2 separate regions of the Mus musculus genome follow, and region 1 is linked to region 2. The links are chromatin loops, found by intact Hi-C in ENCODE. Cell type or tissue: gastrocnemius. All regions are shown on one strand. Links, peaks and the distances in the headings refer to the core of each region. The heading gives the core; the rest is flanking DNA.

Region 1 (5,391 bases), core at 114-5,113, 200 kb after region 2:
TTTTTTTTAATTAGGTATTTTCCTCATTTACATTTTCAATGCTATCTCAAAGGTAAGAGCACACTTTTTACATCAAGGAAGGGCAAGAAGAAAGGGAAATGTGAAGCTGGTAAGTACGTTGAGATTTCCTATTGGCTGTGGCTCAACAAGTGAAACAGAATTCATGCAAAGTCACAATGGAGAAGCAAGACGGTGGTGTCAATAGCCCAGAGAGGTCCAAGAAATACATCATTCAGTCTAGACGTTAGGAAGTACTGCTTCTGTTTTGGAAATAATGTGTGGGGCAGAGATAAGACTGACAGAACTCTCTTGCTTGAGAAATAAGACTGTAGGCTAGGATAGGAAGGTAAGCAGATTATAATAGAGGAGGAGGAGACATTAGGCATAATTCACATAGTAGGACATCCAACTGATTGCACAGATGGAGTATAATCCTAGATTATTATTTTGCTAAAACACACCCTGTTGCGTCAGGCCTCTGCATTGAGGTTCTTCCCAATATGAATGCCTGTTAAAAATTACTCCATTAAACCTGAACCAGTTTGTTTAGGAAAAGTAACAGGGACTCTATTACAATATCATTTTTAATTTTTATTTTATTTATAATAGTATGTGTATGAGAGAGGGAAAAGATGAGAGGGAGGAGGAAAATAAGAAAAGAGAGGAGAGGAGAGAAGGAGGAGAGGAAGAGACAGAAGGTGAGGTGAGGAAAGGAGAGGAGAGGAGAGGAGAGGAGAGGAGAGGAGAGGAGAGGAGAGGAGAGGAGAGGAGAGGAGAGGGAGAGCAGAGGAGGGGTGAATGTGTGTGGAAGTCAAAGGTCAACTTTCAGGAATTGATGTTTCTTTCCACTGTAGAATCTGGCAGTAAAACTCATCGTCAAGGTTGTAAGGCAAGCACCTTTCACCCGCTGTGCCACCTCACCAACCTCCAGTATACGGTTTCATTTGTTTGTCTCAGCCTTTAATGTACCTCATATAATCAAAACAAAACTCTTCAAGTAGATTCCCAGGAATTACATGTCCAGTAATTGCTTTGTGTCTGCCTGGTACTGTATTCAGTCCTCAATAACGAATAGCAAAACCAAGAAACAAAAAAACAAACAGGCAAACAAACAAAACTAGAGGACAAACTAAGGAGAGTGGAGAGCCTGAAAAATATCTTCCCTGGGATAGAGCAGCAATGGTCAGTCCTGAAAACAAAGGAACATTACACGGGGTAAGCGGATTGAATTTATATACTTAGGAACACACACACACACACACTCATACACTAAAATTAATGTACATTTTTAAGAGAAGGCTATAGAATTGTAATTTTCCTTTTTTAAAAATTGAATCTTTTGCCACAGTGATTGATCGGCAAACATCTGTGCAGTAGAAGACGAACTTGTGACTGTCAATTTTCTCAGTCAGATTCGGGTTCTTTACGATGTTCTGTTCCTCTTAAGCATTTTTTCAGAGAGAGAACATATTTTTGAGTGTTTGAGTGTTTACTGTAGACTACTATTATTGTATACTTTATAACCGTTGTCTCATTAAATAACATAAAAATCCTACTCAAGGTCCTATTTTTTGCATAAGAAGTTGAATCCAAGAGAGATTAAAATAACCTGACCACAGCCAAATGTCCAGTAAATAGAACCCAACTTCAGATTCATATTAACTTGAATCTGAAACGAATGTTTATTTTATAATTCTGTTCTACAAATCTGTTAACGGTTGATGTAAGGAGAAATTTAGCTATTATCAATGGTACAACTTACAAAAAGACAAAGTAGCCATGTACCTCATACACCGAGGTCTAACGGCCAATCATATACAATGACTAATTCACAGTAACAGAGAATGTTGCTGTTTATTTTATGTAAGTATGCATATTTAATTATACATACTTATAAAAATATGTATAATTATTTTTGTTAAACAAAATACAGATTGCTGAGTCCATCCAAAATCACCAAATATGCTCTTCTTAAACACTTCCATGCAAGAAGAAAGGCTGTTGGTCTGAATTCCTTCAGTCACTTCTCATCCCCTAATTGTTAAAAGACACATTAAGAAGCAAGTTTACCCTATTTTATCCCAAATTTTCCACCAATCCTATCTAAATATAAAGCATAGTTCAGCAAACTATTTCTTAACATGTCAGATAGTAAATGCTGTCCCTTATGTGGTATACAGCCTCTTGACCATTGTACTTAGGAAGCAGCTATAGAGAACATGGAAAGGAAGGCTTGGCTGTATTCCGATATGGAGTTCTATCTGTGAAAACAGCCAGTCAGCTCATGGACTGCAATTTCTCTGTCTCTGATCAAAACAACTGCATCTGTCATTTAGGCTAATAAATTGATTTAACCTCTGGTGTCTCATGAACCTTGTCTGACTTACAGAACAGGAAGAATACAAATATCAGTGCAGGGTTCGCAGTGCCTTAATCTGTTTTTCTTCGTATTCAGTATTTTTATATTTAAATGATCCTGTGTGCCTGAGTTCTTTTATGTGGAACATTGCATTTCCTGCTTCAACCATCTCAGTAAGTAGTGATCCCTGCTATATAATTTTTCCAGGTAAAACACACTAGCATCTTTATCACCATGACATTCTCGCTCGTGGCTCATAAGCAGTATGCCAGTACATTCTGTTGGTGTCGTCAGCAAACACAGCAGCATCCAGACCTCCTCACCACGGCCATCTCTCCCATCCCTATGGAGAATCATGTGTTCTTTCTGCACTATTATGATAACATTTCTAACTGGCCTCTTTTGTACCTATACATCCCTAGAGTATGCTCCACACAACAGCCATGAGGATCTTATTAAAGCAGAAGTCAGGCCATGTCACCCTTCTCAACACTTCAAATGTTGCCAACACCACTGAGACTTAAACCAAGTCCTTTAAAGTGACCTCCACAACCCTTCATCTTTCCTGATACCTTTCCCATTCTTGTCTCTTACCTCTCATGCTTCCGTGATAAGTCATGTCAGAGGTAAACAAAACTGACTGCCATAAAGCTGGGCTGCACACTTGGAACTGTGATAACTGTTGCAGCAGGATATAAAATCCTGTGTGAACTGCACGCAACTGCAATTTCTGCTGAAGTGATTGAGCACTGTAAAGGGGGAGTTAGGTAGCAAAAGCATGAAGGAAACAACTGGGACTCGGGGACGTCAGGAAATCAAGAAGTTACAAGGGTTAGTCAGGACAGATGAGATTAGGCCAGAAGAGTCTGCTTGCTGGCAATGGCCGAAGTTGTTATTCTGTCCACTTCCAGGGTCTGGGAGCCAGAGGCTTTATTTTCTCAGGTGTGGCTAGCGTAGACAGCAAATTTGTTTCCCCAACCAGAATTTTCCTAAGCAAGCACTTTGAGGAGGTTCCCAGTTCATCTTAGCAATGCAGGGTCAAGCTGTGAAACAGTCAGCCTTTATTCAGGTCTTTGTAGATGAAGATTAAGCCTAGCCAAGAAGGCTTGAAAGAGCCTAGCTTGGACTGGGTCAAGGATGTTCTATTAGCTGTGGTAGGCACAGGACTAGCTGCAGCATCTTAGGTGAGATACTTCTGCTGTTTCCTTTGTATAATGGGACCAACAATTTCTGATAGGATTGAAGATAAATCCTTTAATATGGATAAAGCTCAGTGAATGTTATAGTAGGGAATATAGAGTCCTGTACTGTGAGCCTGCAGGATTGTTGAGATGAACAACGAGGACCATCTAAAGCATCAAGAGCATGGTTACAATGCCTCATTAGTCAGGAGCATCACAGGCAAAATTTTCTGGAATGCGTTGTAGAAGGTTAGAGTCTACATCTTTCTGACATTTTCCTGAGGACAATATCTATGGAGATGGACAGTAAAAGTTGAAAAATGCGGTAAGAAAAGATCATTGAAAACAAATATTTAGCATGTCTATAAATATCTAGAAATAAGATTATGAGCAAATGAATGATCAGAAGTGTACACTTCGTCATTTCATCTTTTTAAAAACTCTACTAATAATTAAAAGGTCAATGTATTTGGTAACAAAACAGTTATATACTTCAAGGACCAAAGCATCCTTTCAGATATATAAAATAAGTATTCATGGTAAAGTTGATTGAAACAGGATTGGGAGGTTGTACATGAGTGCTAGGGAGATGGAGTCATCAGTAGATAAGGCTTGTCAAAAACTCAACGTGAGGATCTGAGTCCAAATCACCAGTACCCACAGAAAAGGCTGGGGGTGTGGCTCAGTGGATGCAAGTGCATTCTGCATGAGTGTGAGGCTCTTAGTCTAGATCCTAACAAAGTATAAAAAGGCACATATGGCTGCCACTTGCTCAGAATCCAATGCTGTGGAGTACAGAGGCAGAGGATTGCCAGGGCTTGCTAGCTGCCACCCTAACTCCAGGGTCAATTAGAGAGCCTGCCTTAAAAGAATCGGAGTAATAGCGTAGAGCCTCTGACACGTGCGTGTCCCCTGCAAGTGTGTACTTACACACATACATCGGTATGAAGTGTGGCTCTGCCCTAATTAAGCCAGTTTAACACAAAACCCTGATACACACATGTGTGTTTAACTAGATGTCTTTCACATCTGTATGGTTATGCATGCTTAGCCAGACAACTTAGATGTAGGAAGAAGTACCCAAGGTTCTAAGCCTTTGAATGGTGGACCTGGATGGCAGCAGGTTTTTTTTTTTAATTATGTTTTATGATTAAAAACATCATCTATTATTTTAATACTAACTGTTTAATTGATTTAAAAAGTAACAAAATAAACAATCTCCCCAATGGAAACAGTGTTCTGATATAAACCTCTAATGTTTAGAAACCTCTACAGGGGCTTTTCCACACAATGCCTCTAATTGATAAATGTTTAATTCCTATTCCTCTGGTTTGCAGCGCTGCCATTAAGGGATGCTGGTTGATTAAGGGATTTAGGAAATTTGGTACATGTTTAGAAGCAAATAGCAGCAGATTTGTAGGGAGCGGGCATTTATCTATCATGGTCAGTCCAAAGATATTTATGGAAGGCATCCGTGCATTTGTTTCCACATTAGCAAGTGATCCTCCCTGCATGTATTAGGCACCAGGAAGATCTGTTGTTTCTCTTAGTTTCACGTAGACTGAATTAATATTTCACTAACCCTATTCAAGAAAAGCCTTTGGAACCGTTCTGTATGGATTCTTTGAAAAAAAAAGAAAAGTACAGAGTACGCTCTTTCAAGGCCAGGATAGCTCTTCACATGCAATACATTGTGCTTGGTTTAATAGGAGACAAATCGGATATGTACATTGCAGGGATAATTGCCCCCATCCAGCAAACCTCAGAGCACTGTTGGAGAGCAGTGTATATAACATTTCTACTGTACTGTGTCTCACTCCCACCTTCAGCTAATCTGGTATTAAAGGAAAA
Region 2 (5,391 bases), core at 96-5,095:
GTTCAGAGGTTTAGTCCATTATCATCAAGGCAGAAACATAGCAGTATCCAGGCAGGTGTGATACAGGTAGAGCTGAGAGTTGTACATCTTCATTTGAAGGCTTCTAGCAGAGTACTGGCTTCCAAGCAGCAAGGACTAGAGAATTTAATCCCACACCCATAGTGACACACCTACTCCAACAAGGCCACACCTCCTGATAGTGCCACTTCCTGGCCCAAGCATATATAAACCATCACAATATACAACATGTATGTATGTATGTATGTATGTATGTATCTATCTATCTATCTATCTATCTATCTATCTATCTACATATGAGTATAATTCCACAGTTATTGACATACTTATCTTCAATTGCCAACTTGACACAAACCTAGAGTCACCTCGAAAAAGGGAACGTCACCCGAAGAATTGTCCATCTAAGATTGGCCTGCCACCAAATCAGTGAGGCATTCTCTTAATTGCTAATTGACAACAGAGAAGGCCGCAGTCTACTGTGAGTAGTGCTTCCCCTAGCAGGAAGCCTGGGCCATATACAACAGGAAGTAGAATAAGTCAGAGGGAGAACGCAAGTAAGCAACCTTCCTTCTTGGTTACTTTAAATCTTTTTCTTTGAGTTTCTTCCTTGGGTTCTCTTGACCATAGCATCTAACCTGTAAGCTGAAATAAACCCCTTTCCTCTCCGAGTTGCTTTTGGTCATGGTGTTTATCACAGCAACAGGAAGCAGACTATAATGCTTAGTGTGGATATGGTAAATATCGAACAAGTCTGTAGTATTCTTCTGGCTACTAAAAAAGAATATAATTTAATCAGCTTCCACACTGGAACTATACCTTATAGCTTTACTGACATATAGAAATAACCACACAGTGTTTCTATTTATAGTTTCGTGTTGCACAGATTATCGTAACAGAGGGAAAATAAGCATATCCATGTAGTCATACACACAGCTTTGACCTTACACATAGAAGTGTTTGCTTTTTCTCCACTTAGAAATATTCAAATGTTTATTATGTGGGAAGAAGTGAGTTTCACTCCAGATGATGATGCAGGAAAAAAAATAATGAATTTGAGAAACACAGAGAGAAAAAATGGAATATGAGAAAGAGGGAAAGAAAAATAATAAAAAGAAAACACCAAGAAACAAATGACAGCAGATATAATGCTTGCCATGCCCGACAGGAGCAGGATTGGTGCTACATTTTTAGATAAGAGTTTGTGCATCTGATGATGAACATTCAGTGTCAACTTGACCAGGCTTAAAGATGCCAGGTTATCTGGTAAAACTAAGTATCTGCATATATCTCTGAGGGTATTCCAGACAGATAATCAGCATTTGAGTTGGTAGACTGAGTTACAGAGTTCACACTAACCAGTGTGGATAAGGTGTCATCTAATTCCTAGAGGCCAAAATTAGAGAAAACGGTGAAGGTCCCCTTCCCTGCTTAAACTAGAGTATCTGCCATTCCTTGCTGTGGGCATCCATGCTCCTGGTTCTCAGTACCCAAATTCAGTCCCCATTTTCTCCTCTTGGTCTAAGGTATGAAGTTGGAACTGAAACTATATTGTTGGTTTTTCTGGCCCCCTTTCAGCAGATATAATATGTAGCCTTCAGAATCTAGAAGTAAATTCATAATGAATATCCTCATATATATTTCTATATACCCTATTGATTTTGTTTCTTTGGAACACTCCAATACACATAATCTATGTCTGCTGACATCAGGCCATCTTAGTCTCTGGAACATGAGCAAGCTCTTGTGCTGGGATTAAGGAAAATTATTTCCTTTCAAGACTTGATTTCAGCCTGCAGTGAATTTTTATGACCAAGTTATTAACCCCTGAAAAATGGGATTTATAATGGAAATACTGATAGGTTCTTAATGGTAACTGTGCTGGCAGGCATCTATATATTAACCTTAATAGTGTCAATTTGTGAAACTAAAGTGATTGAAAACCTACTCACTTTGACTTCAGTAATCCCTGCGTCACTAGTTTTCAATATTACCTTCATTGGGATGATTTTTTTCTAGGCCTTTTAAAAGACTACTATCCTATATTTATGAGTAAGAGAGCTACAATACTATAGGGTTTTGCAAATATCACAGGGTTGGAACAGCATATTTATTTCCAAATGGCCTAAGATTCTGTGGTACTCTTCTATTTAGGAAATTTACCTGCATAAAAATTGTGGGTTTCCCAGCCATGAAGTCTTTAGCCGGAGGCCTTTCTCTTTTGCCTTTCATCTCTCCAGAGGCTCATTGAACAGCTGAAGGAGATAACAATGTGATTTCATGAACAGTGACCAAAAGGAAATATATGTATCCCTAACTTGGGTGGATAAGCTGACTCTTCACGCTGTCAGTAAAACTGCGTCTGGATGCCAGATTCTCACTGGATTGATCTCATTATATAACTCACTGCCTGCAACTGTATTCTGTTATGGCCTCTTTTATGCAGCCTGACAGCCTATATACAGATGTATCAGTAAATACATTCAGCCGATGCTTAAACAAACTGTTCCCTATCATCATGTTTATCAGGATAAATGTGTTGCCAGACATATTCTTCCGGAATTGATATTAGCAGAGCACAGCAAACGTCATCTCTCCTTCCTCAAGGGGCTCTTCTGATACCCTCATTCTGGCGTTTTAAAACACTGCACATGGTTGAATGGCTCCAGATGCGTTCTCTAACAGAACTTACAGAAACACGGAAACAGCTTCATCCCGTCAAGAATTATATTGTTTCAAGGCTATTCTGGCACAGAATAGAAAATTTGAAGGAATTTTGCCCCAAACCAATTGTGACATACAGCGTAACCAGAAAAATGAGGTCAGTGATTAGAGAAAATTTAGAAACCTCATACTAAAAAAGCTGGGGAAGTCATGGAAATCTTTTCTCATTGGGTGTGTTTCTCATGAACTACCAGAACAAAGCCGGGTGAACAGCTCAAGAATTCTGATCTGGTTCTTTTCAAAGACAGTGTATACAAAAACTAGCAATAGCATCCTGATGTGTGGCGTATGTGTACAAACCTTCCCTAAAATAGTATCCCAGGCAGAATATGCATGAATAACATTTTCCTTTACCCTTCATGAGCCAATAAAAAACAATGCAAATATTTTAAGTATCCACCCACCTTTCCATTTTCCATCACTGAAAAGCTAGCTTACCCTTTGCATTCAAGCCTCAAGCTGTGGCTGACAGCTATAAGCCCATTATATTTCAACAGCCATCTGGCAGCAGAGATTCAATCCACTGCTTCAATCACAGTGGCCTGGCTTCTCTAGCTCTGGGAATTACACTAAAGTGCATGATTTATAATGGCGTCACTGTCAAATTATTGTTGTTTAGTTCATCGAGACAAATTTTTAAACCCATGGGAGTAAATATGTCCTAAAGGGTATTATTTTAAAAGTATTTGAACAGCCATGTTTGCTCTGCAGCCTCGAATTAGTTTTATTCATAATACTAGGTTTTCTAAATATGAGGTAACAGAATAATTACCAATAAGCCAAATTCTTAATGTGCAAAAGGCCAAATTCAAACATTTTGTAGGGAAATGTAGTTTGGAATAAGAACAAGTTGCTCGAACACTCACCTTTTGTTTCATCACTTCAAATGATTGCATCTCACTCATTTGTCCTACTGTGGGGGTTGGACAAATCCTGCTTACTGGTTGCTCCTCATGGCTTGTTCAAGCTGCTTTCTTTCAGAGTCCCGGACCACCAACCCAAGGGTGGCACCACTCACAATAGGCTGATCCCTCCTCTATCAATCATTAATTAAGAAAATGTCCTGCAGGTCTGCTTATCTGAACTTATGAAGCATTTTCTTAATTGAAGTTCTCTCCTCTCAGATGGCTTTAGCTTGTGTCAAGTTGACACAAAACTATCCAGCAGGGTTCCCTTTGCCCTTTAAGAAGGAAATGAGGATGCTGACTATGAGATATGAGCATAAATTGATCCACTTCACCTTTTCCACTTTCTCTTCAAGAATAGATTCTCTCTTGTCTCCCCACGTGACTTTAAGTAGGTTTTCTAGGGGTTTTTTTCTTTTCTAATATTTTTTATTAGGTATTTTCCTCATTTACATGTCCAATGCTATCCAAAAAGTCCCCCATCCCCTCCCCCCCACTCCCCTACCCACCCGCTTTCACCTTTTGGCCCTGGCATTCCCCTGTACTGAGGCATATACAGTTTGGGTTCCAAGGTTTTCTTAGGCCTTACTGAGAACGATACAGAAACATTTCAGATTTGGGATTTTTATTCCACCTCAGGAAAAATCCCCTAGCAAAGCCTAGGACGTCTACATTCACATGAGTCAGATCTCTAGTCCTGGTGGGGAAACAATACCAACTAACCCCCACCCCCACCCCAGAGACTAAGCCACCAACCAAGGAATACACATGGCTCCAGCTACATAGGTAAGAGGATGGCCTTGTCAGGCATCAATGGGAGGAGAGGTACTTGGTCCTATGAAGGCTCTATAGATGCCCCAGTGTAGGGGAATCGAGGGTGGGGAGGTGGGAGTGGGTGGGTGGGTGTAGGAACACCCTCATAGAAGCAGGAGGAGGGAGAATGGGATAGGGGGTTTCCGGGAAGGGGGAACCAGGAAAGGGGATAACATTTGAAATGTAAATAAAGAAAATATCCAATATAAATAAATAAATAAATAAATAAATATCAAATGAGTAATAAAGTAAAGAAAAAAAACATGATAAATATGAACAGACATTTTCAACAATGACATTAAACAGTGATTAAACATAAAAAAATCACACACTAGTTGAGGCAAAAGTAACAATTTATTTTATTTAGTTGTAAAACTGGAATCTTATCATTGGGCCATGGTGTTGTAGAAACAAATCCCACCTATAGATAAGAAAGGGTTGGGAGCATAATACCAGGCTATCAAAGGATAAACCCTTTCCATTCTCCATGATTCTCTCTTCGATTTTCCTTAGCTCTTCTACAATTCACCTCTTCTATATAATAGTTAGCTGTGAGCTGGGATACTCATGAGGGTTCTTAGGTCAGTCTGTGTCCTGACGGCCTTGTCTGTCATGGTCTCACCTCTGTGTCACATCCGTCACATCTGGTAAAGCCCAACTGCTTTCTGCTCTGTGGCCTCCTTTGGTGCCCACTCTCGTTCTTGGTTTTTGCCTTCACTCTCTAGCTTTGTCTCTTATGTACAATGGGAACAACTTCTCCTTTCTAGGTCAGGCTAGTTTTAAAATATCTATCAAGTTTAACTGAGTGTCGACTCCTCAGAAAGACACTGACTTCCCTTGACTGCACTTGGCTTCCTCTCTTGCCTTTGATGGTAAGCCTGATCCACCCATTTCACTCCCTTGAGCTTGCCAGTGTGTTTGCTTCTCACTCTTT

What was found. Hi-C counts contacts between places; a loop is a spot of excess contacts. Peaks named below come from ENCODE experiments on the same cell type or tissue, not always from the same donor. Only the 100,000 strongest peaks of a DNase experiment are listed, where the experiment ranks them.
Region 1: a loop joins it to region 2, with 8 times the contacts of the local background. A loop is called at or near these places in 6 of 42 quality-filtered maps.

Annotation. Positions count from the first base shown.
Region 1 is chr1:97,967,604-97,972,994 of GRCm38, reverse strand. All of the region lies in intron 3 of Pam (peptidylglycine alpha-amidating monooxygenase), which reads left to right. Among named protein-coding and RNA genes, the nearest start is that of Gm31771, 59 kb to the right of the region's middle. In gastrocnemius, for the core only: no CTCF peak of the experiment used is centred there; no DNase peak of the experiment used is centred there.
Region 2 is chr1:98,171,954-98,177,344 of GRCm38, reverse strand. It overlaps Gm29461 (predicted gene 29461), which reads right to left and starts at 3,697. Exons shown (of 4, transcript NR_151613.1): 1 at 3,606-3,697; 2 at 2,179-2,270. In gastrocnemius, for the core only: no CTCF peak of the experiment used is centred there; no DNase peak of the experiment used is centred there.